3 separate regions of the Homo sapiens genome follow, and all the other regions are linked to region 1. A link is a loop called in an ENCODE intact Hi-C map of the cell type or tissue named here. Cell type or tissue: CD4-positive, alpha-beta T cell. All regions are shown on one strand.

The links. A loop is a pair of places that touch in the nucleus more often than their neighbours do. Peaks named below come from ENCODE experiments on the same cell type or tissue, not always from the same donor. Only the 100,000 strongest peaks of a DNase experiment are listed, where the experiment ranks them.
Region 2: it touches region 1 in a loop (12-fold over the local background); 53 of 110 quality-filtered maps call a loop at or near these places.
Region 3: a loop joins it to region 1, with 12 times the contacts of the local background. A loop is called at or near these places in 3 of 110 quality-filtered maps.

The regions. Positions count from the first base shown.
Region 1 is chr19:21,479,865-21,487,864 of GRCh38, reverse strand. It overlaps LINC00664 (long intergenic non-protein coding RNA 664), which reads right to left and starts at 4,150. Exons shown (of 11, transcript NR_037194.1): 1 at 3,859-4,150; 2 at 1,712-1,760. In CD4-positive, alpha-beta T cell, CTCF peaks have their summits at 3,588, 3,787 (motif pointing left) and 4,907 (motif pointing right); DNase peaks (open chromatin) are centred at 3,794 and 4,884; H3K4me3 peaks cover 1,028 bases.
Region 2 is chr19:21,199,386-21,207,385 of GRCh38, reverse strand. No RefSeq gene overlaps it. Among named protein-coding and RNA genes, the nearest start is that of ZNF431, 61 kb to the right of the region's middle. In CD4-positive, alpha-beta T cell, CTCF peaks have their summits at 4,116 and 4,324 (motif pointing left); a DNase peak (open chromatin) is centred at 4,315.
Region 3 is chr19:19,993,033-20,001,032 of GRCh38, reverse strand. It overlaps the pseudogene BNIP3P12 and a transcript of ZNF682 not described here. Among named protein-coding and RNA genes, the nearest start is that of ZNF682, 42 kb to the left of the region's middle. In CD4-positive, alpha-beta T cell, a CTCF peak has its summit at 3,148 (motif pointing left); a DNase peak (open chromatin) is centred at 3,172.

The DNA.
Region 1 (8,000 bases):
ATCCAGGTAAGAGAGGAGAGTCACATAAAATAGTTAAAGGTCCCAGAGATATGTCACAATGCACCTTGTAGGCAGGGTCCAGGCAGGAGACTCACATCACATTGGTTCTGGGCCCAGCAATCAATCACCATGCCTTCTAGGGGCAGTGTCAAGGCATAAGAGTATGTCAGCATAGACTGCTGCCATCTCGGCTCACTGCAACCTCCCTGCCTGATTCTCCTGCCTCAGCCTGCCGAGTGCCTGCGATTCCAGGCGCGTGCCGCCACGCCTGACTAGTTTTCGTGTTTTTTTGGTGGAGACGGGGTTTCGCTGTGTTGGCCGGGCTGGTCTCCAGCTCCTAACCGCCAGTGATCCGCCACCCTCGGCCTCCCGAGGTGCCGGGATTGCAGACAGAGTCTCGTTCACTCAGTGCTCAATGGTGCCCAGGCTGGAGTGCAGTGGCGTGATCTCGGCTCGCTGCAACCTCCACCTCCCAGCCGCCTGCCTTGGCCTCCCAAAGTGCAGAGATTGCAGCCTCTGCCTGGCCGCCACACCGTCTGGGAAGAGAGGCGCATCTCTGCCTGGCCGCCCATCGTCTGGGATGTGAGGAGCCCCTCTGCCTGGCTGCCCAGTCTGGAAAGTGAGGAGCGTCTCTGCCCAGCCGTCATCCCGTCTAGGATGTGAGGAGCGCCTCTGCCCGGCCGCGACCCCGTCTGGGAGGTGAGGAGCGTCTCTGCCCGGCCGCCCTGTCTGAGAAGTGAGGAGACCCTCTGCCTGGCAACCGCCCCGTCTGAGAAGTGAGGAGCCCCTCCGCCCGGCAGCCTCCCCGTCTGAGAAGTGAGGAGCCCCTCCGCCCGGCAGCCACCCCGTCTGGGAGGTGAGGAGCGTCTCCGCCCAGCAGCCACACTGTCCGGGAGGGAGGTGGGGGTCAGCCCCCGCCAGGCCAGCCGCCCCGTCCGGGAGGTGAGGGGCGCCTCTGCCCGGCCGCCCCTACTGGGAAGTGAGGAGCCCCTCTGCCCGGCCACCACCCCGTCTGGGAGGTGTACCCAACAGCTCATTGAGAATGGGCCATGACGACAATGGCGGTTTTGTGGAATAGAAAAGGGGGAAAGGTGGGGAAAAGATTGAGAAATCAGATGGTTGCTGTGTCTGTGTAGAAAGAATTAGACATGGGAGACTTTTCATTTTGCTCTGTACTAAGAAAAATTCTTCTGCCTTGGGATCCTGTTGATCTATGACCTTACCCCCAACTCTGTGCTCTCTGAAACATGTGCTGTGTCCACTCAGGGTTAAATGGATTAAGGGCGGTGCAAGATGTGCTTTGTTAAACAGATGCTTGAAGGCAGCATGCTCGTTAAGAGTCATCACCACTCCCTAATCTCAAGTACCCAGGGACACAAACACTGCGGAAGGCCACAGGGTCCTCTGCCTAGGAAAACCAGAGACCTTTGTTCACTTGTTTATCTGCTGACCTTCCCTCCACTATTGTCCTATGACCCTGCCAAATCCCCCTCTGCGAGAAACACCCAAGAATGATCAATAAAAAAAAAAAAAAAAAAAAAAAAGAGTATGTCAGCATAGTATTAGGCCCAGTGACATGTCACAATATCCTCTTTGGGCAGAACCTAGAAAGAAAGAGGCAGAGAGTCATGTGAGCTAGGTGCTGAGCCCAGTAATACATCACAATCCCTTCTGTAAGCAGGAGCCAGGCAGGAGAAGAGAGCCATATTACCTGTGTGATGGGTGCAGGGATATGTCACAAGATCTTCTGTAGGCAGGACCTAGGCAGTAGAGTTACATCACCTGGGTGTTGGACTCAGCAAAAGTCACAGTGGCCCACATGGGCAGGGCACAGGCAGGAGAGTCATATAACCTATGTGTGGGGCCCAGCCATATGACACAATGTCCCCTGTGGAAGAGCCAAGGCTGGAGAGAAGATTCACACCACCTGGGTACAAGATGTAGTGATGTCAAAATGTCCCCTGTGGGTAGTGCCAAGGCAGTAGAATAGTCACACCACCTCGGTACTGGGTCCAGGGATATGTCACAATCCCTTCCATGGGCTAGGCCAGGGCAGGGGCACCAAATCACTCTGGTGCTGGGTAAAGTCATATGTCATAATGACACCAGCAGGAATGTTCAGACATGAGATTATGCATCTGGACTGGAAAGAATCAACACATCAAAAACATGACCAGACCGTGCACAGTGGCTCACACCTGTAATCCCAGCACTTTTGGAGGCCACGGAGGATACCTGGAACCCAGGAGTCCAAGACTATCCGGGGCCAACATGGTGAGACAGCATCTCTATTAAAAAATAATAATTAAAGTTAAAAAAGAAATATATATCCAGAGCATGGACAACATAGCAAGATCACATCTCTACTAAAAAGATGATACAGGCTGGGTGCCAGTGGCTCACGCCTGTAATCCCAGAACTTTGGGAGGCTGAGGTGGGCGGATCACAAGGTCAAGAGATCGAGATCATCCTGGCCAACATTGTAAAACCCCATCTCTACTAAAAACACAAAAATTAGCTGGGCGTGGTGGCGCACACCTGTAGTCCCAGCTACTCGGGAGGCTGAGGCAGGAGAATCACTTGAACCCAGGAGGTGGAGGTTGCAGTGAGCTGAGATCATGCCACTGCACTCCAGCCTGGGTGACAGTGTGAGATTGTCTCAAAAAAAAAAAAAAAAAAAAAAAAAAGATGATAGATAGATAGATCAGAAAGACAGAGACAGAGCCAGCCAGATAGACAGAGCTGGACAGACAGAGAGAGATGATAGACAGATAGATAGATAGATAGCCAGCCAGCCAGGCAGGATGGTGCATGCCTGTAATCCCAGCACTTTGGGAGGTCAAGGCTGGTGGATTGCTTGATCACAGGAGTTCGAGACCAGTCTGAGAAACATGGCAGAACCTCATTTCTACAAAAATAAAAAGTAAAAAATGCAAAATAAAGAGCCAGTGTGGTGGTACGTGACTGTAGTACCAGCTACTGGGAGAACTAAGACGGAGGATCCCCTGAGCCCAAGGAGGTCCAGGCTGCAGTGAGCTGTGATCACACACCTGCACTTCAGCCTGGGTGACTAAGAAGACCTCATTTAAAAAAACATACACACACACACACACACACACACACGTATGAAAGAAGAAATTTAAAACAGCAACTTCAGTGTGCAGGAAGGTGCTTAAGAGAGAAAACAAAACAAAACAAAACAATAGTAACTCAATGTACCGTGGAAACAAACTCAAAGTGGGGCTAGAAAAAAAGAAAAAAAAACCCAGAAAGATCCCGAGCCTCAGCTACTCTGGAGGCAGAAACAGGAGGATGGGGCCGGGCATGGTGGCTCACACCTGTAATCCCAGTGCTTTGGGAGGCCAAGGTGGACGAATCACCTGAGGTCGGGAGTTCCAGACCAGCCTGACCAACATGGAGACCCCATCTCTACTACAAATACAAAATTAGCTGGGTGTGGTGGCGCACGCCTGTAATCCCAGCTACTCAGGAGGCTGAGGCGGGAGAATCGCTTGAACTCGGGAGGTGGAGGTTGCAGTAAGCCGAGATTGCCCCATTGCACCCCAGCCTGGGCAACAAGAGCGAAAACTCAAAGAAAGAAAAACAGACAGAAAGAGAAAGAGAAGAGAAGAGAAGAGAAGAGAAGAGAAGAGAAGAGAAGAGAAGAGAAGAGAAGAGAAGAGAAGAGAAGAGAGAAAAGAAAAGAAAAAAGAAAAGGGAGGATGACCTGGGTGAGTCCGGGCAGGTGGAGGGCGCGTGAGCCGTAATCGCACCCTCTGCTGGACCTAAGCGGTACTGCCGCGGGCGAGAGCTATCTAGTCCGTCTTAAACATCTCAAGCTGGAGGCCAAACCCTAACCTTGGGGCTGACATCTGGTCGACCCAGCGGCTGGACAGAGAAGCCAGCCGGTGGCGAGGGCAGAGGCCCACCGGGTCCACACTACGCGCCAAGTGTGGCCGAGTGTGGCGCGCGGGGCCTGAGCCCGTCCGTCTGGAGTATAACTCCGCCAACCTTCCTTCCCAGCGCTCTCCCACACTGTCTGCTGGTCCACTAAGACGGGGAAGAGCTCAAGGGGGGGCGACCGGCCCCTACTCCCCGCCGACCCCTCCTCCCCGCTGCTGAGTGGGAGAGGCCCAGGACCTGGACCGCCACTTCCAGACCACACAGCCACCCCTGAAACGGGGGCTGCCGGGCCACACCCTCTGACGCCCGCGCCTCAGCCATCCCACCACGCTCCCACAGCGGCGTCCCAGCCAGGGCGACGAGCCACCCGCAGGGTGGGAAGAGGAGGAAACCAGAGGGGGTGGACACCAAGCAAGGGAGCCCCACGAACCTGCGGCACCCTCAGAGCAGCATGTGGCCCCTTCGGCGCTCGGAAAGCCCACGGGCGGACCCTTCCAGGCTCTCGGAAGATGGCACAGGACGGTCCCTGATTCTCCATGGGGACTTGGGAAAAGAAATCGGCCAGAGCCTCAAACGGCCAGGACACACATGGGCCCGCAACCGGGCCTGGGGGGTGTCCCCGGCCCCCTGCATCATGCCTGGTGGGTTCCGAGGGTCGGGCCTCCGCAGCTGCGGTGAGCTGGGGACCAGCCCGGGCAGCCCCACACTAAGCTCATGCCGGGAGCACGGTAACAGCCTCCCCTCCACAGCCCTACACGCCAGAGCTATGACTCACAAGGGACGCGCCAGAGCTCTGGCACCATCGGGACTGTTCTGCTGAAGTCTGCAGGACTCCCGAGCTCTGCTCAGCTCACAGCGGGGGCTGTCCCTCCCTCGGCAGCTGCCACTGGAGCTCCAGAGGACAAGAGAACTCTAGAAAGGTGGCCGCCCCTGTGGGCCACAAGCCGTGCCGTCAGCCCAAGCGGCCTCTGGAGGAGGCCTGTACTGCTAGCCGGCCGCTAGGAGGCGCCAAACAACCACCCACGCAATAATCAGCCAGGAAAGAATGAAAAAATACATATATATGCATATACTGATCAAAGAACAATCATACCCAGTCAGGGCGACGATTTTCTAGGCAACAAGGAAGAAGCCAACTTTGAGGTAGGGACAGTAGAGAAGACACAGTTGACCCAGTCTGTGCACAGGCTTCCTTTTCTGTGAGACCTTGGTTTAGGGGACATAACTATATTTCTTTGTAACACAATTACTTATTATAAACGTTATGTTTGTTTATTTACTTATTTGCTTTTTGATTGGAGTCTTTTTTTTTTTTTTTTGAGACGGAGTCTTGCTTTGTCACCCAGGCTAGAGTGCAGTGGGGCAATCTTGGCTCACTGCCATCTCCGCCTCCCGGGTTCAAGCGATTCTAGTACCTCAACCTCCTGAGGAACTGGTATTACAGGCACGCACCACCTCGCCCGGCTAATTTTTTATTGTTAGTAGACACGGGGTTTCGCCATGTTGGCCAGGCTGGTCTCAAACTCCTGACCTCAGGTGATCCAGCCGCCTCAGTCTCCCAAAGTGTTGGGATTACAGGCGTGAGCCACCACGCCCAGCCGATTTTTTTTTATTTCTTATGTGTATGGTCCTGTGATAGACCAGGGGACTTGTAACCTCAGAGTCCATGAGGCCAGAAGTTAACGTCCTAAATGTCTATTTAGAATGAACTTAAATGAACCAAACTCTCTGCCACGAAACTCTCAGAAAGACAAGAGATTAAAAAAAAAATTGCAACCTGGCAATGAATCACGCCTGTAATCCCAGTACTTTAGGAGGCCAAGGCAGGTGCATCGCTTCATCCCAGGAGTTCGAGACCATCCTGGGCAACATGGTAAAACATCATCTCAACCCAAAATACAAAAATTAGCCAGTTTCATAACCTGATCTCAAAATACATAAATAAATAGATTAAAATTCAAAAATAAAATTTAAATTTTAAAATGCTGAGTTCTGTTCATTTTGCTTCCTACCCAGAGAAGGGCATAAAATATCTGTTGCTTGCTTGTTTGTTTTTGACAGGGTCTCACTCTGTCACCCAGGCTGGAGTGCAGTGGCACCATCATGGCTTACTGCAGCCTCAACCTCCCCAGACTTAGATGATCCTCCCACCTCAGCCTCCCAAGTAGCTGAAATCACAGGTGTGTGCTGGCACACCTGGCTAATTTTTGTATTTTCGGTACAGACAAGTTTTCCACATGTTTCCCAGTCTGGTCTCAAACTCCTGGGCTCAAGTGATTCTCCCGTGTTGGCCTCCAGAAGTGTAGGGATTGCAGGAATCGGCCACCACGCCTGGCCTTACTTAATACATCTGATCTCACTACATTCTGACACTAAAGCCTCACATCAAAAAGTTAGGAAGATCTCAAGTTAACAACATAACATCACAACTAAAAGATCTAGAGAACAAGGCCAGGCACGGTGGCTCACGCCTGTAAACCTAGCACTTTGGGAGGCCGAGGCGGGCGGATCACAAGGTCAGGAGATCGAGACCATCCTGGCTAACATGGTGAAACCCCATCTCTACTAAAAATACAAAAAATTAGCCAGGTGTGGTGGCACATCCCTGTAGTCCATCCCAGCTACTTGGGAAACTGAGGCAGGAGAATCGCTTTAACCTAGGAGGCGGAGGTTGCAGTGAGCCGAGATTGCACCACTGCACTCCAGCCTGGGCAACAGAGCGAGACTCCATCTCAAAAAATAAATAAATACAATAAAATAAATAAATAAAAGAACTAGAAAACCAAAAGCAAACAAATCCCAAAGCTAGAAGAAAACAAGAAATAATCAAAATCAGAGCTGCACTGAACAAGACAGTGACATGAAAACACATTCAAAAGACCAACAAATCCAGGAAGTATTTTTTTGGAAAAAATAACTAAAAAGACCACTAGCTAGACTAATAAGAAGAGAGAGAAGATTCAAATAAACATAATCAGAAACAATAAGGGGGATATTACCACTGACCTCAGAGAAGAGAACCATCAGAGAATATTATGAACAAGTCGATGCACATGAACTAGAAAATCTAGAAGAAATGGAAAAATTTCTGGAAGCATACACCCTATCAAGACTGAACCAGGAAGAAACTGAATCCCTGAACAGAACAATAGTGAGTTCTGAAATTGAGGCAGTAATAAATAGCCTACCAATCAATAAAAGTCCAGGACCAGGTGGACTCACAGCTGAATTCTCCCAGATGTACAAAGAAGAGCTGGTACTGTTCCTACTGAAACTATTCCAAAAAATGTAGGAGAAGGGACTCTCCCTAAACTCATTCTATGAGGCCAGGACCAACCATCTTGACATGAAAACCTGAAAAAGATACAACAAAAAAGAAAGCTTCATGTCAACATCCTTGATGAACATTGATGTAAAAATCTTCAACAAAATACTAGCAAAGTAAATTCAGCAGCAAATCAAAAAACTTATCCACCATGATCAGGTAGGCTTCATCTCTGGGATGCAAGTTTGGTTCAACATATCCAAATCAATAAATATGATTCATTACAGAAACAGAACTAGGGGCAAAAACCACATGATTATTTCAATAGATGCAGAAAAGACTTTCATTACAGTTCAACATCTATTCATGTTAAAAACTCTCAATAAACTAGGTATAGAAAAAAAAGACACCTCAAAATGATAAGAGCCATCTATGACATACCCACAGCCAACATTATACTGAATGGGCGAAAGCTAGAAGCATTCTCCTTGAAAACCAGAATGAGACAAGAATGTCGTCTCTCATCATTCCTATTCAACATAGTACTGGAAGTTCTGGTCTGGGTAATCAGGCAAGAGAAAGAAAGAAAGGGCATCCAAATACGAAGAAAGGAAATCAAACTATTCTTGTTTGCAGATTACATGATCCTATATATAGAAAACCCCATAGTCTCAGCTCAAAAGCTCCTTAAGCTGATAAACAACTTTGGCAAAGTCTCAGAATGCAAAATCAATGTGCAAAAATTACCAGCATTCCTATACACAAACAACACTCAAGCCGAGAGCCAAATCATGAACAAACTCACATTCACAGTTGCCACAAAAAGAATAAA
Region 2 (8,000 bases), 280 kb after region 1:
ATTATTTTTCCAGAAAAGTATGTGTCAAAAAGTGACTGAAGAAGAAATAAAAAAGGATAAATAAAAAATCAAAAAGGTATGTTTTTAATTTCACACAAAATATCCATACATTATAAAAGAACAGCTTGATGAATGTTTACACAATGCATATACCAGGAACCCAGCATGCAGTGATGGAAGAGTGTGAACAACCTGGGCACTCCCCCTGTTTTTGGAACAGGAATTAAAAGAAATTAAAGAGTGTGTAAGCAGAAACTCAGTTGTATGTAAGAAAACCCAATTCCTCCTGAGAAACAGAAAGAGCTGGAGTCCTTTAAAAATTAACTGCCTGTTTTTCAGTGGTTAGTGAGCCTTATCTCTCCTCCTTTCCCAAGCATTGTGAAGACCCTGATTCCCTTGCTGTGCAGCTGCAAGGTCACTAGACAGACAAACTCAAGTCACAAAACATGTTTCTCCTTGAAAAGTAAGAAATGATGTAATGCATACCTCAATTGAATAACTGGCTTTGTTTCTCACTTCTGTAGTATGCTTCCCTCTGCAGAGATCTCCCCCCACCCCACTAAATGCTTAAAAGGTAACTTAACTCTTTGTTCAGGGCTCAGTCCTTTGGATGTTAATCCGACGGCTGGTGCACCTAAATAATTAATGAATATCCTCCTGAACCCCAATGGTCTCTCTGATTCCTTAAAAATCCCACTACATTTCTTGGGGGTGGGGGGCTTGCCTGGGGTTGGAGATGACAGATTTACTGTCTCCTTTGCCTGTGAGACTAGAGCTCTGGGGCTAGGAGAGACCCAGCATCCAAGGCACACCACAGGGGAGCTTCAACTGGATAGAAACCAGCTCTCCCCATATTCTGACACCCTGCCTGGCAGTGCAATGGAACTGGGAATGGGGCTGCAGGATGATACCAGCACTTCAGGAACTGCAGTAAAGAGAAAGTGCCCAAGGCAGCAAAGCCCATCCCATGAGGATGAAGGGGAGCTTGATCACCTCCCGGAGAATGAACACTAATCCAACCCAGAGTGGCTGGGGGCATCAGGAGTGGCTTGCCAATTTGGATGCACCTCAAGTCCCCACTAACACTGGAACTGGAAAAAAATGAGGAAATGGGCCAATAGAGCAGCAAGTGCAGCAAGGTAGAGCTTGCTGGCAGGGTGGCAAGAGTGGCTTGCCACCCCAACTGGGAGTGTTGAGGGTGCACGTGAACATACCCAGGACATGAGAGAGGCTCACCCAGGACATGAGACAGGCTAGTTTCATCCAGTGAGGAATCTTGGGGCAGGGGAGGTGTGTGAAAGTGTGTGAAAGAGATGGTCTCAGGAGAGGCCAGTGCGGGGAGTGACATGGGGAGGCAGAGATCCCTTAGCATGGGCTGTGTGCTCTGACATGAGTGCAGGGGACATCAGACCTAGGATGCTGCATACGGCTGAAAGGACCAGCTTCACAGCTGCAGCAGGCTGTGACAGGGGAAGGCATGTTCCTGACTAAGCAGCATCCAAAACTCTCATAATAGGACCTGGTCTGGTGGACCTGTGAGTGAAAGTGAGAGTGAAAGTGCACTGCAAGGGAGGAAATGAGAGGGAAAGCATTGAAACCAACTCCTTTGGAGTGCATGATAAAGAATTTTAAAAAAGGATTTAGAGGTGATTATGGGATGAAACTTGTTGCTCAAAGGTTAAGGACATACTGTGAGATAGATGGGCCTGCTTTCAATATGGGGTGGCCCTCTAAAGGTACAATAGACAGGGAATTAATTGGCCGTGTGTTTAAGGTGGTCACTGGAGTTGCAGGACAACCAGGATACCCAGACCAGTTTCCCTATATAGACTCTTGGCTCAATGTGGTGCAAACTCGCCCCAAGTGGTGACAGCCCTGCCTAGAGGGATATTGCAAGGCATTAGTGGCTCAGGCAGCACAACCAAAGTAAAACAGAGAAACCTAAAGCTTCTAGTGTCTCCTAGGAAAAGGAATCCCCAAAGCCTCAGCTGAAACCAGTTCTTCAGGTCCCACCTGAGGAAAGGGAATGTCCACCCCCATATGTGCCAGTCTACCCATCTTTGGCCAGAGTAAGGCAGGAGGCAGAGTCAGGAGCATCTGGAGAGTCGGATTCAGAGGAAAGTGAGGCTCAGTCTCCCCCACCCAGAGAAAAAGAAGCCCCTATTAGATAAAAACAGGGAAGATGGACAGGGTGAGGCAGCTAGGTGCCTCCACTAAGGCCTACCATGGGCTTTGCAGATGCCAATTCAAGAGACAAGGACACAAGTTTATGATGACCAGGGGCAGATACAAGGTAACCCTAGGCTTTATGTTTATCAGCCTTTCTCCACTACTGATCTCTTAAATTGGAAACAGCATACCCCTCCTGTACAGAAAAGCCTCAGGCTCTCATTGATTTGGTGAATGCTTTTATTATAACACATAACCTGACCTGGCCGGATTGTCAACAGCTTTTGCTAACTTTATTTAATACAGAGAAGTGTAGGAGAGTTAATCAGGCAGCTCTCAGCTGGTTAGAAGGGGAAGCCCCAGAGGCCATCCCTAACCCATGCCAGTTTGCCTTGGAGCGTTACCCAAATGAGGACCCTAACTGGGACCCAAATGAGGCAAGGGACATGGAATGGCTGCGGCTATATAGAAAGGCACTCCTGAATGGGATAAAAGCAGGAGGAAGGCAGGCAATGAATATGAGTAAAATGTCAGAAATGCGCCAAAAGCCTGATGAAAGCCCAAGTGCATTCTTTGAAAGGCTTTGTGAGGCATATAGGCTGTACACTCCAATTATTCCAAAGGCTCCTGAAAACCAACACATGATAAATATGACCTTTGTCAGGCAAGCACAGGGAGACATAAGACAAAAGCTTCAGCAGCTGGAAGGCTTTGCAGGGAAAAATACTAGTGAACTCCTGGAAATAGCAAACAAAGTATACATAAACTGGGAAGAAGAGGCAGAGAGAAAGGAAGAAAGAAAAACCAGAAACAGAAATAAAGACACGGTTCAATTTACAGCTGCTTCACTAGCAGAAAGTAAACCTGGATTTGCTAGAGGGCGTGGTCAAAGCAGAGGCTGAGGAAGAGGGCAGACATGACTGGGAGAGGAAAGCCTGTCCCCTTTGGACAGGAACCAATGTGCAAAGTGCAGGCAAATAGGCCACTGGAAAGATGAGTGTCCCAAAAAGGCAAAGGATGGAGATGATGGTCAATAGTCTAACACCCGAGTGCGGCGTTCTGTTGCTAGTAATGGTGCCTCAAAGGCAGATCCTGATCTGATTGGCTTAGCAGGGGCCAAGAATTTTGAGGACTGAGAGACCGCGTTCCATCTTTTTAGGCCCTGGGGTCGGGGGGTGGCTATGGTTTCTATGGAAATAGGGGGCTGATCAATGGATTTTTTGGTCAACACTAGAGCTGATTTCTCTGTGGTAACTCACCCAATTAGCCCCCCCACAAAGAACTGTGCTACTATTGTAAGGGCTACTGGGGCCAAAGAAAAGGGACCTTTTTGCAAATCCAGGAGATGTGTTATTGGAGGACAAGAAGTGCAGCATGAGTTTCTATATATGCCAAATTGTCCAGTGCCCTTGTTGGGGAGAGACTTACTCCAGAAACTATACAGGCACAAATTTCCTTTACACCTAATGGGAATATGACCCTGGAGGTAGGGAAGCCAAAGGCAATGGTATTGACTCTAGCTCTCCTAATAGCTGAGGAATGGCGGCTCTATGAACTGTGTACCAGGAGGCTGCTGGAGCTGGACCTACACAATACGTGGGGAATGCTTTTCAAGGTACCAGGTGTATGGGCTGAGGACAACCCCCCCGGACTTGTTCTAAACAGACCCCCGGTGGTAGTAGAGCTTAACCCTCATGCTACCCTGGTATGAGTCCGTTAATACCCATTACCCAGAGAGGCAACTGAAGGCATAACAAAACATGTAAATCAGCTCTATGAACATGAGATTATAGTGAAATACAAGTCCTCTTGGAATACTCCTCTGCTGCCCGTGCTCAAGCCAAATGGTGAATACAGGCCAGTGTAGGACCTCCAGGTGGTAAACAAGACCACTGCCACTATCCATGCCACAGTACCCAACCCATACACAATGTTGTGACATATTCCTGCTGAGGCCGCGGGGTTCACATGTCTGGACTTAAAGGATGCTTTCTTTTGCTTGAGGCTTGTTCCCCAAAGTCAGCCTATATTTGCCTTCCAGTGGGGGCAATCGCAGTATACCCGGAGAAGGCTGCCACAAGGGTTTAAGAATTCTCCCACTATCTTCAAGGAGGCTTTGGCTACCGACCTTGAGGCTATTGCGCCGTCTAGTGACAATTCTGTGCTATTACAATACATTGATGACTTGCTATTAACTGCCCCTAAGAGGGAGGAATGCCTCCAAGGAACAGAGAGGCTTCGACCTGCTGTGTGAAGCTGGTTATAAAGTGTTCAAGGACAAGGCAGAAGTCTGTTTTTGGGAGGTTGCATATCTAGGATTCATAGTATCCCAAGGCCAATGCAGGCTTGGAAGTGCACGCAAGGAGGCTGTATGTGCATTGTCCACCCAGTTACAAGGCGGCAGCAGGTCAGGGAATTTCTAGGGGTGGTGAGATTTTGCCGAATCTGGATTTCAAACTTCTCCCTTATAGCAAGGCCCTTACATGAGGCTACCAGAGGTAGGGAAAGAGAGCCCCTCCTATGGGAAAAGGAACAAGAAAAGACCTTCAAGGATATAAAGGAAGCTCTCATCCAGGCCTCAGTATGTGGGTTGCCAGATGTAAGAAAAACCCTTCTTTTGTATGTGGATGAACGAAAGGGAATGGCAGTCGGAGTCTTAACTCAGTTGTTGGGCTCTTTACATTGGCTGGTAGCATACTTATCCAAAAGACTGGACTAGGTGGCCTTAGGTTGGCACCACTGCCTCAGGGCATTGGCAGCTACTGCAATCCTCATAGAAGATGCCAACAAGCTAGCCCTAGGACAGAAGTTAAAAATTGGGGTGCCACATGCTGTAGTCTCCTTAATGGACCAAAGAGGACATCGTTGCCTGTCCAACTTTAGAATGCTAAAGTGTCAAAGTTTTCTGTGTAAAATTTCCAGATAACACTACAGACTGTAAATTTCTTGAACCCAGCTACCCTGCTGCCTGTGGAGGAGCCCACTTTGAAGAATGGTGGGTTGCCTCACTGCTGGCAGGACCTTCCCCACTGTTGCACTGTATTCAGTGGACAAAATGTTCTCGAGCTAGGAAGAACTAAGGGATACCCCCTTGGAGAGCCCAGATGTTGAATACTTCACTGATGGTAGCAGTTTCATAACAAATGGGGTGCGATATGCAGGGTATACAGTAGTGACCCAACGCTCGGTGGTCGAGGCTCAAGCCTTAACTTCTGGGACTTCTGCTCAGAAGGCTGAATTAATAATAGCATTATCCAGAGCACTGTTATTGGCCAAGGGGAAAAAGTAAACATATATACTGACTCAAACTGTGCTTTTGCAACCCTGCACACCCATGGGGCAATATACAATAGAGAGGACTTCTGACTACTGAAGGAAAAGAAATACAAAATAAAGAGGAAATTTTGCAATTATTAGAAGCCATATGGGCTCCAGAGAAGGTGGCTCTCATTCATTGCAAAGGACACCAAATTAGGAAAAGCTATGAGGCACAGGGCAACAGGAGGGCAGACCAAGAAGTTAGGTGGGCAGCAATGAGCAAGGTTTTACCTGAAGAAATAACTCTAGCAATGCCTCTCTTTGTAGAGCCCCCTTTGCCAGAGGTACCCAATTACTCTTCAATTGAAAAAGCTTGGTTTGGCCAGGAAACAGGAAAATATATTAAAGGTGGATGGTGGCTGTTCTCTGATGGGAGGCTAGCTGTCCCAGAGACAATAGCCCCAAGGTTTGTGAAGCAGATCCATCAAGGAACACATGCTGGAAGCACGGCCCTAGAGACTTTGATAGGTCAACACTTCTATGTGCCACGGCTCTCTGCCATCACCCGTGCTGTTTGCGAACAATGTCTATCCTGCGAACAATATCTAATCCAAAACAAGGACCTACTCGACCCCCAGAAATTCAGGAAATGGGAGCTGTGCCTTGTGAGAACCTGCTTGTAGACCTTACCGAGTTGCCTTGAGCAGGAGGTTACTGGTATATGCTAGTGTTTGTTTCACCTTCTCGGGGTGAGTTGAGGCCTTCCCCATCAGAACTGAAAAGGCACAAGAGGTGACAAAGGTGCTACTAAAAGACATCAATATCAAGGTTTGGGTTGCCTTTAACCCTAGGATCAGACAATGGTCCTGCATTTGCGGCAGAAGTAGTACAACAGTTGACTCAACTTTTAAAGATCAAATGGAAATTGCACACAGCCTACTGACCAAAGAGTTCAGAGAAGGTGGAACGGATGAATCAGACACTCAAACAGCTACTAAAAAATTTTGCCAGTAAACTCACTTATGATGGGATCAGGTCTTGCCCATGGTCCTCCTCCAGGTGAGGTGTACACCTACAAAACAAACTGGGTACTTGCCCTATGAAATATTGTTCAGAAGGCCACCCGCAATCATTAATCAAATTAGAGGGCATTTAAAGGAGTTAGGAGAGCTAACCCTTAGAACACAGATGCAGGCTTGAGGAGTGGCAATGCAGGAGGTAAAAGGCTGGGTAAGGGAAAGGATACTTATAAGTCTAAGAGATGTAGTGCATCCACATAAGCCAGGAGACTCTGTCTGGGTTAAAAGGTGGAATCCAACAACCCTGGGGCCCTTATGGGATGGGCCCCATATTGTAATTATGTCTACTCCCACTGCTGTTAAAGTCGCAGGTGTCACACCTTCGATTCACCATAGCCAGCCGAAACCAGTGGCAGCAGTGACTCCTGACAATGACCAATGAATTAGCCAACAAGACACAGATCACCCCGCCTGAATAGTCCTACGGCGAAACGCAACCACCAGTAAGAAGGACAACTGCCCTGCTCTGATCACAGTGGAAGCTGGTCAGTCTACGCGTGGCTGAAGCTTGAGGATCCTGCAAGCTCTACTCTAGTCACATCCCAGAAGCTGACTAGTCTATGCACAGCTGAAGCTAAGAGGACCATCTCCAGATAAGTAAATGTGGATACAATTTATAAGCCTAGTTATAATTCTGTCAATACTGATTGTTCTGTTGTTATGTTATTACAGCAAATATCTATGCCCAGAGGAAGGTTTGCCATGCACATGTGTAGTATAAGCATGTTTCTATTACATACACTGATGTTGTTACCATTTCTGCCTATACTAAAAGGGGAGAAATCTCTAGAAGGATGCTCACACTGTGTACATACTACCTGGGTAACGAATACCATAGTTAAAACTCTACTGTACCATACCTACTATGAATGTACAGGAACCAAGTTAGGAACCTGCACATACAACCAGACCACCTATTCAGTCTGTGACCCAGGAAATAATCAGCTATATTTATGTTATGACCCTAAGCTCTTACCCTATGAATTCTGGTTTGAGGTACATATTAAATCAGAGGGAGAAAAAGAAGGAGAGCTTATAGCTTGAACCAAAGAAGCCCCTCCCTCCTATAAAGAGCCTATTTCCTTGTACTTTGATGCCTGCCATGCTGCATATGTTCAAATCCTAAAAAAAACAGAAGGAGTCTGCAGTGGTTTGACACAAGAGAGGCTTAGCAGCAGTCCTAAACATCTGTATGGAGAACCACAAATCAGATGCTCAGACTGTAACATTCCATGGTCTACACAAATACAGCTCCAACACCTTTATTCAGGAAGGACTGCTCTGCTAAGTGGTATGTCAAACAAACCAGATTGTAAGACAAGAACATGCAATCCTTTAAATTTTACTGTCTTAAAGCCAGAGCTACCTTTTTGTTCTACAGGACAGACAGCACTATTATGAGTTCATAGAAAAAGAGCAGGCCTTGGAATTCCACTACTAATTGTCAAAAAGACTAGATGGACTCAAATGCATCCAACCTCACAATTCCAGGCC
Region 3 (8,000 bases), 1.5 Mb after region 1:
GGACAGAGGTCAGAGAGTTTCCATATTTCAGTCTGGGACCTGGGCCTGTCCTGGTCTTCTCAGGTTCCTAGCTATAGAGACCTCTAGGTGCCTGCTCTCACCACAGCCCAGTGCTGGCCAAGGTTAGTGGTGTAGGGCACCTGCTCTTTTTCCAAAGAGATGGAGGAGTTAGACTCATCAAACAGCTCCTCATTAATCTGAATGCGGCTCTGTAAACAGTGCCCAGCAGCCAAGCTAAAAAAGATTGATTGCCTGCCTTGTTTTTACCATAGATGACTCCTCTATTGAAGTTTTGCTCTTCAGATCAGGCACATAGGAACATCTGCATAGATCTTCAGCCAGGAAGGAAACCAGAGGACAGCTTAAAGTCTTGGGATTCACATCTGAGTAGATAAACTTCGTCCCCATTTTGCCAGCCATGACCTGGGTATGAAAATGACAGACCCACAAGAGTTTCAACATTTGACAACCTGGTTCTGTCCAGGAAGAATGCCCTCACCTCTTGATGCCCCTGCAATACATGGCAGTGGGGGGTGGTGTGGGGCTGTCTAGATGAAACGACAAGAGAGGACTGGCCTGGATCTGTTCTGGGTTGCCCTGTTATCTGTGGGTGCACCTCATTAGAAATGAGGGCTAAGTGGACATCTGCATTATCGGAGAAGGCTTTTACTTTGAGCCTTTGTAAGGCTAAAACTCAGAAATGTAAGAATACCATGGAAGAGCATGTTACTCTCTTGAGCATCTCTCACCAAAGAAGCTGGATACAGAGTTGTCTCTAGGAGGTGGGGTCCTGGTTTCCTAAGTTCTGTTGGGTTCCATCACCAAGGAAGTATGTTAGACTCTTCAAGGTTCCTTCCACTGGGCCCCTTCTTACTATAAGACCTATCCAGAGGCCCCGCCAGGCTACTGATTACTCAGCCTCCTCTCCCATGTCAGGCCTCCATTTGTATGTAATTATGAAATCACACCTTCCCCTTAATTCCCTGGGAAGACCTAAATGCAGCCTTGGTTTTATAATAGAAGAGACAGCTGGGTCAGAACCTTGTTTATCTTACCATTTCTGTGACTCAGTAAAAGCCATTGTCTATTTTCGGGCTTCCCCAGCCTCCTACCATACACAGTGGGGATTATGCTAGCATCTACCTCCTAGGGAATTTATCAGGTGTATATAAGACAAAACATATAAAAATTATGGTGTAGGCTGGGTGCAGTGGCTCAAGCCTGTAACCCCAGCAATTGGGAGGCCGAGGCAGGCGGGTTGCTTGAGGCCAGGAGTTCGATACCAGCCTGTCCAACATGGTGAAACCCCATCTCTACTAAGAATACAAAAGTTAACCAGGTATGGTGGTGTGCACCTGTAACTTCAGCTACTCAGAAGGCTGAGGCAGGAGAATCACTGGAGCCCAGGAGACAGAGGTTGCAGTGAGCCGAGATCGTGCCATTGCACTCTAGCCTGGGCAACAGCGAGACTCCGTCTCAAGAAAAAAAAAAAAGAAAGAAAAGAAAAAGAAACATGCAATGATAATTTGGGTCCTGACATCAGCAAGCTTATTATTCACAGGCTTCAGATGGCCATATTAGTTCCAACCAACTTCAGCCCATTTTTAAAAAATCTCTTAAGCAAAGGAAATTTCAGTGTTTCAACAAGTTGTTTCTTGTCATTAGGAAAACCCAACTTATTTTAGTCATAGGTTTTGTTTTGTTTTGTTTCAACACTTTGGGGACAAAAATTCAGCTTCTGTCCAATGGAGTACAGAATGATAGGGTATCATTTTTGTCGCAGTTCAGGCTGCCATACCAAAGAACCATGGACTAGGAAGCTTATAAACAACAGAACTTAATTTCTCACACTTGTAGGGGTTGGAAATGTGGGATCAGGGTGTCAGCATGGCTGAGCTCTGGTGATGACTCTCCTGAATTGCAGACTGCACACTTCGGGTTTTATCATCTGGCAGAAGGAGGGAGAGAGCCCCCTGGGGTATCTTTTTTAAAGCCAGTAATCCCAATCATGAGGACCCCACCTTCAGGACTTAATGATGCCCCACCTCATAGTACCATTACTCTGAGGGTTAGAATTTTCACGCAAATATAGGGGGAGAAATCATAACTCTCAAGATTATATATATATTTTTCTAAAAGCTGTCATTTTCTTCCTACTTGCTCCCTCAGTCTCTCTTTTTGTGTTTTTCTGTTTAATTATCTATTTCTGTACTGTATTCCTCAAACTGAAAAGGCAAATTCCAATGCTACGAGATGCTCTATGTACAGACCCACATAAAAAGAACTGAGGGAGTGCTCAGGCCAATAGATGGAAGAAACGTGGGCTCTCAGGCCACACAAAGTCTTGCCAATTTCCACATGAGTGAGTTTAAAGCTGATCCTTCCCCAGTCCAGCTTCTGTTGAGAAGTCCAGCTTCTTATGAGGCCTAAGCCTCCTAAAGACCTTGAGGAAGAGGCACCCCACTAAACTGTGTCCAGTTTCTGGTCCCCACAAATTGTGAGATAGTATTTGTTGTTGAAAGGTGCTAAGTTTCAGGGCAATGTTGTAAGAAAGAAGCAGATAACTAGCTTCATCTCCCAGGCCCCAAGATTCTCCATCCTTCTGCTTCTCTGTCTCAGGCTCTCTGCGGCCATAGTGGTCCCTTTCTAACTTCTGCCCAACTCACACCTGTGAGATTCTTTACTAAGGGTGGCTTCTTCTGACACATTCTTTTGCAGCGCTGGCTCCCTATTGTCATTGTCATCATGGTATAAATGTCATCTCAGTGAGGCATTTGGGTCACTCCATGTCATGATTTCCCAGCTCTTCTGTCAACATTCTACTTTATATTATAGCAGTTGCTCTTTTCTTTCACGTATACTTGCTTTAGTGTTTTTGGTCACCTGTCCTCAGACTGGTCCTCAGGGTACGGTGCAGGTATGATTCAATCATTTTCTGTACCACATGTTGGGTCCACCAGGGTAGCTGGCACAGGGTGAGTGTAAGGGAAAGACTGGCTAAGTGAATGCATGGGGGAATCTCAAATTCTCCTTCCTGCTTTTGACCACTTGATAATATGGGGATCGTTAATAATAACTCAAGGTGCATGACCTCGGTGTGACTTCTTTGCTCCAGCTGCTCCAGCAAAGCTCAGTGGGCACCAAAAACCCAGAAGGCTCTCACCACCTAGAGGCCATCACTGGCACTGCAGCCCCATGCAGGAGCCTCACAGAACAAAGCTATTTTTATGTTTGGGTCCTCAAGACACTGGCTCTCCAGGGTCCCAGGGGACAAAGGAGCAGCATCCGGAGGCTCCAAGTGCGATAAGAGTAACCTTGGAAGCCTCCGTTGTCCTCTCTTTGCCTCCACCTTTTGGGGTGTGCTCTTTACTCATGAGGGACAACCCCTCATCCAGGGAAACTGTTTTCTACCACTTCCAAATGATCATCTCAAGAACACAACAGGAACTAGTATTTTCCCTGGGCTTCAGACTCAGAGTCCAGTTATATGGCACATTTCGCTCTATCTCAGCTTTATCTACCCAAGATGCCTCTGGGGTGACCATGCCTCACTCTGAAGGACTTCCAGGGAGTAGAAGCATTTTTGCAGTCTCAGAGCAAAGAGTCTTGGTTCACCAATGAAGAACAAAGGCCAGCAGACACTTATGGGTATGTGAAACCATTGAGGTCACCCACTTCAAGTACTCTTATTTATGAGGTATGAAAAGGCTTTGCTGTAGCCATTGTCTATGCTAGGCTGAGATGGGGACATAGCTCATTTCCATTTCAGGTACCTACAGAGTTGGACAGTAGGACCCCAGTCCTGTCCTCTTGAAACTGACCTGGAGATGACCCCAGCTGATGGAGAACCCTGGAAACCTGGAGGATCCTCCTGCTCATTCTCTGTGCCCCTGGACACGTAGCTAGAGGAGTGCATGCACTGGCTTATAGCAGAGCTGCCACTATTCTGGGTTTTTTTTTTTTTCCTTGTCTTATGCCTGGTTTCTGTCTGCCTCTTCTCTATCCTCGCTTCCATGATCTTTCCCTGAGAAGTGTTTCTGTGTGTGTGTCTGTGTGTGCTTATCTGAGAATATGGAGACAAAAATAGCCCATGTGGAGAAGGAGAGCACAGGGCTTTCTATTATTTAGGGGCTCTAATTTCCAGCCTCTTTTGGGGCCTCAGTTTCCCAATTTTAAAATGAGAAATTGGGATGGTTTTTCTTTTTTTTAATTTCAATAGGTTTTAGGGGAACGGGTGGTGTTTGGTTACATGGCTAAGTTCTTTAGTGGTGGTTTCTGAGATTTTGACGCACCCATCATCTGAGCAGTAAACACTACCCAGTGTGTAGCCTTTTATCCCTTACCCACTCCCATTTTTCCTCCCCGAAAATTCATGTATCATTCTTATGCCTTTGCATCCTCATAGCTTAGCTCCCACTTATAAATGAGAATACATGATGTTTGGTTTATCATTTCTGAGTTACTTTACTTAAAATAATGGTCTCCAACTCCACCCAGGCTGCTGAGAATGCCATTATTTTGTTCCATTTTATGGCTGAGTAGTATTCCATGGTATACCTGTACCACATTTTCTTTATCCACTCAATATTGATGGGCATTTTATCTAGTTCCATATTTTTGCAATTGCAAATAGTGCTGCTATAAACATGCATGTGCAAGTGTCTTTTTCATATAATGACTTCCTTTCCTCTGGGGAGATAGCCATTACTGAGATTGCTGGAACAAATGGTAGATAACCTTTAGTTCTTTAAGGAATCTCCATACTGTTTTCCATAGTGGTTGTAACTGCAGAAGCATATGCTCCTCAAGAACATGGATTCAGACTCCTCAATAGTTGATGAAATATTGGAGTGGGATGGGTTTGTGTGCCCATGGGTGCTCAAGCCTCCTTACATCGCTAATGCAGATGGACATAGAGCTTGAGGCAGCAAGGTCTCTTTTCCTGAGCTGGCTGATTTCAATACAATGAACCAAGGTCTCTGATCTTGAAGCTGGTCCCACAAGACACCCCACCTTCAGCCACCATCTGCTCTGTGCCTCCCATATCCTGTGGGGCCCATGGCAACCCCATGACAATGAGGGAGCACAGGGCACTGGAACTGTGGGCCTGGGGAAGACACAAACACTTTTCTATTTCTCCCAAACTTTCGAGTGTGTTGTCAGATACTTAATTTTGATTATGACTGAGATGTTATGTTCATGTATTTACAACTGTTTAAATGTAATATATTTTGCAAACTGTGGGATAATGTTTTTCACTTTTTTTTTTTTTTCCTCTTCATGTGTTCACAGATGGGTGGCCAACTCTGGAGCCCAGCCTGTTACTGCCCACTCTGGTGGTGAATCCTCCATAGTCTGGTATGGAGGTAAAGTTAAATATTAAATTTGAACTTAATTGAATCTGGACACAAACAATGGTCACCAAGTCCTGGAACAGGTTGTGTGAGCCCCTTGAGGCATTCATCCCGCGCTGTTTCAGAGAAATCTCTAATTCAATCTATTCCTATACATTCATTATTGAAAAACAATAGTCAAGCACAAAAACAAGTTGACCTTTTTGCGTTCCTTGAGCCCATTCGTAAAAGGCCCTCATGACTAAGCCTCATGCCAAAAAACTCATTACAAAAGAGCTAGGGTCCCAGATAGCGCCAAAGCTTCATGAGACCTCTCCTCATCTGTGCGCGGATGAGTGGCCGACTCTGGAGCCCAGGTTGTTTCTTCCCAGTCTGGTGGTGTAAATATATACAGTCTGGTGAGTGTAAACCTTTTCCATTCTCCTCTTCCCATTGCAATTTGCTTATTATGTCTGCAATCTGCTTATTATATTGATTTGCTTATTATATTATTTGTTTATTATATCTGCATTGCCATTTACGTGGTATAAAACTTCTTACCCTTAAAAGTATTGTGTGTGGGTCTTTTCTTCTCCCCTCGCGGGTTTCCTGCACAGAACATTTTTGGTGTCACAAACAGTATTTGGAAACAAAAGTATGCCGCTTTTTGGCCAGAAGGATGGGGCTGGAGGCTCAGGGACTTCCCATGTCTCAGGATGGGAACTCCCCCAGTTTTCCCCCTTGGCAACTGAATGGTCAAGGGGAACTGGCCTTTGTGAGAACTGAGAATCTAAATTAGTGCAATTTAAACCTTTGACTGTGCGGGAAGTGCTGCAGGAGATTCCAGTCAGCAAAGGAGATGCTGAGGGATCTCCCAGAGTGGATGGTGTTTGCTTACTGCTTATAAGTTAATGTGTCAAGATACGGGCTGGTTGCTATAAGAGAAATGTAAGTTGGAAAAGGAAAATGCCAGTGTGATTTCCAGACTGGCCCTGGCCCAATGCCAGGCCTATATCTTGACTGATCAGGCTCAAAGCTATCACCCTATTGCTGAAAAAAAGCAGCTGTCAGAATGACTCGGTCAGGTTAAAACTGAAGAACTACTTTGCTGGGGCTTGGAGCAGGTAAAAACCCAGCTCCTATCTCAAGGATGGGAAATTAAGCTTAGCAAAATTCAAGGACCTGCACAAACTGTAAAATACCTTGGCATCCTATGGAATGCAGAGATATAGTCCATCTTACAAAAGGTAAAGGGGCTAAAATACTAGAATTTGCAACCCCTACCACTAAAAAGGAGGCCCAGACATTTATTGACATCTCTGGATTCTGGAGACATCATATTCCTCACTTGAGTAATATTTTACAACCTCTGCATGCAGCCACTAGAAAACACTATGACTTTCATTGGGGAGAGACAGACAGCATGGCTTCTGAACAAGATAAACAAGCGGTGCAACTGGCCCTGGATCTATGGTCCATACAGGATGGGCCAGGAGAACTGCAAGTAACTGTCCTAGATCAACAGGCTAATTGGAGCCTTAGAAACAAGATGGGAAGAGGGTACCTTTCAGGTTTTGGACCCAGAAACTGCCAGAGGCCAGAAAAGCTTATACCCCTTTCGAGAAGCAATTGTTAGCTTGCTATTGGGCTTTGCTGGAAATGGAACACCTCTGCTTCAACCATGATGTCTTTATGAGGCCCGAAATTCCTATTATGACTTGGGACTTGAGTTCCCCCAAAACCCATCAGATAGGACATGTCCAAGAAAGTAGCATCATAAAATGGACATGGTACATACAAGACCAGGCTAAGTCAAAACCAAAGTGAGTATCACTTTTACATAAGGATGTACAAAATCTCCCAGCTCAGGAAACCACCGAGCAAGTCCTGCAGATAGGGAAGGAAACCTCCCCCACCCAATGGGGCAAATCCTTTAAAGAACTAAGCCCAGAGGATCAGAAACATGCTTGGTTTACTGATGCATCCACCAAATACATTGGTGGGAATCAATGCTGGAAGGCTGTGGCTTATAATCCTATTAAAAACAAAAGCATTTCTGATGAAGGAAGGGGTGGGAGCAGCCAGTTAGCTGAACTAGTAGCGGTTCCCCTGAGCTATTCAGAAGGAGACCAGAGGGATTTTTCACTTCTATACCAACTCTTGGTCAATACCAAATGGTCTTACTACCTGGATGCCCCAGGCAACAAAGCAAATGGTTAATTGGGAATAAAGAGGTTTGGGGAAAACAATACTGGGGAGATATCTCAATCCTAGCACACACTACCATTATCACTGGTTTTTTGTTTTGTTTTGTTTTGTTTTTTGTTTTTTTTTTTGAGATGGAGTCTAGCTCTGTCACCATTCTGGAGTGCAGTGGCACAATCTCGCTCACTGCAACCTCTGCCTCCGGGGTTCAAGCAATTCTCCTGCCTCAGTCACCCAAGTAGCTGGAATTACAGGCACGCACCACCATGCCCAGCTAATTTTTGTACTTTTAGTAGAGACGGGGTTTCACCATGTTGGCCAGGATGGTCTCGATCTCCTGACCTCGTGATCCACCTACCTGGGCCTCCCAAAATGCTGGGATTACAGGCGTGAGCCACCGCACCCGGCCCTGTTTTCCATATTGATGCTCATGAGTCTCTGCTTTCTCTTGACAGACTACTT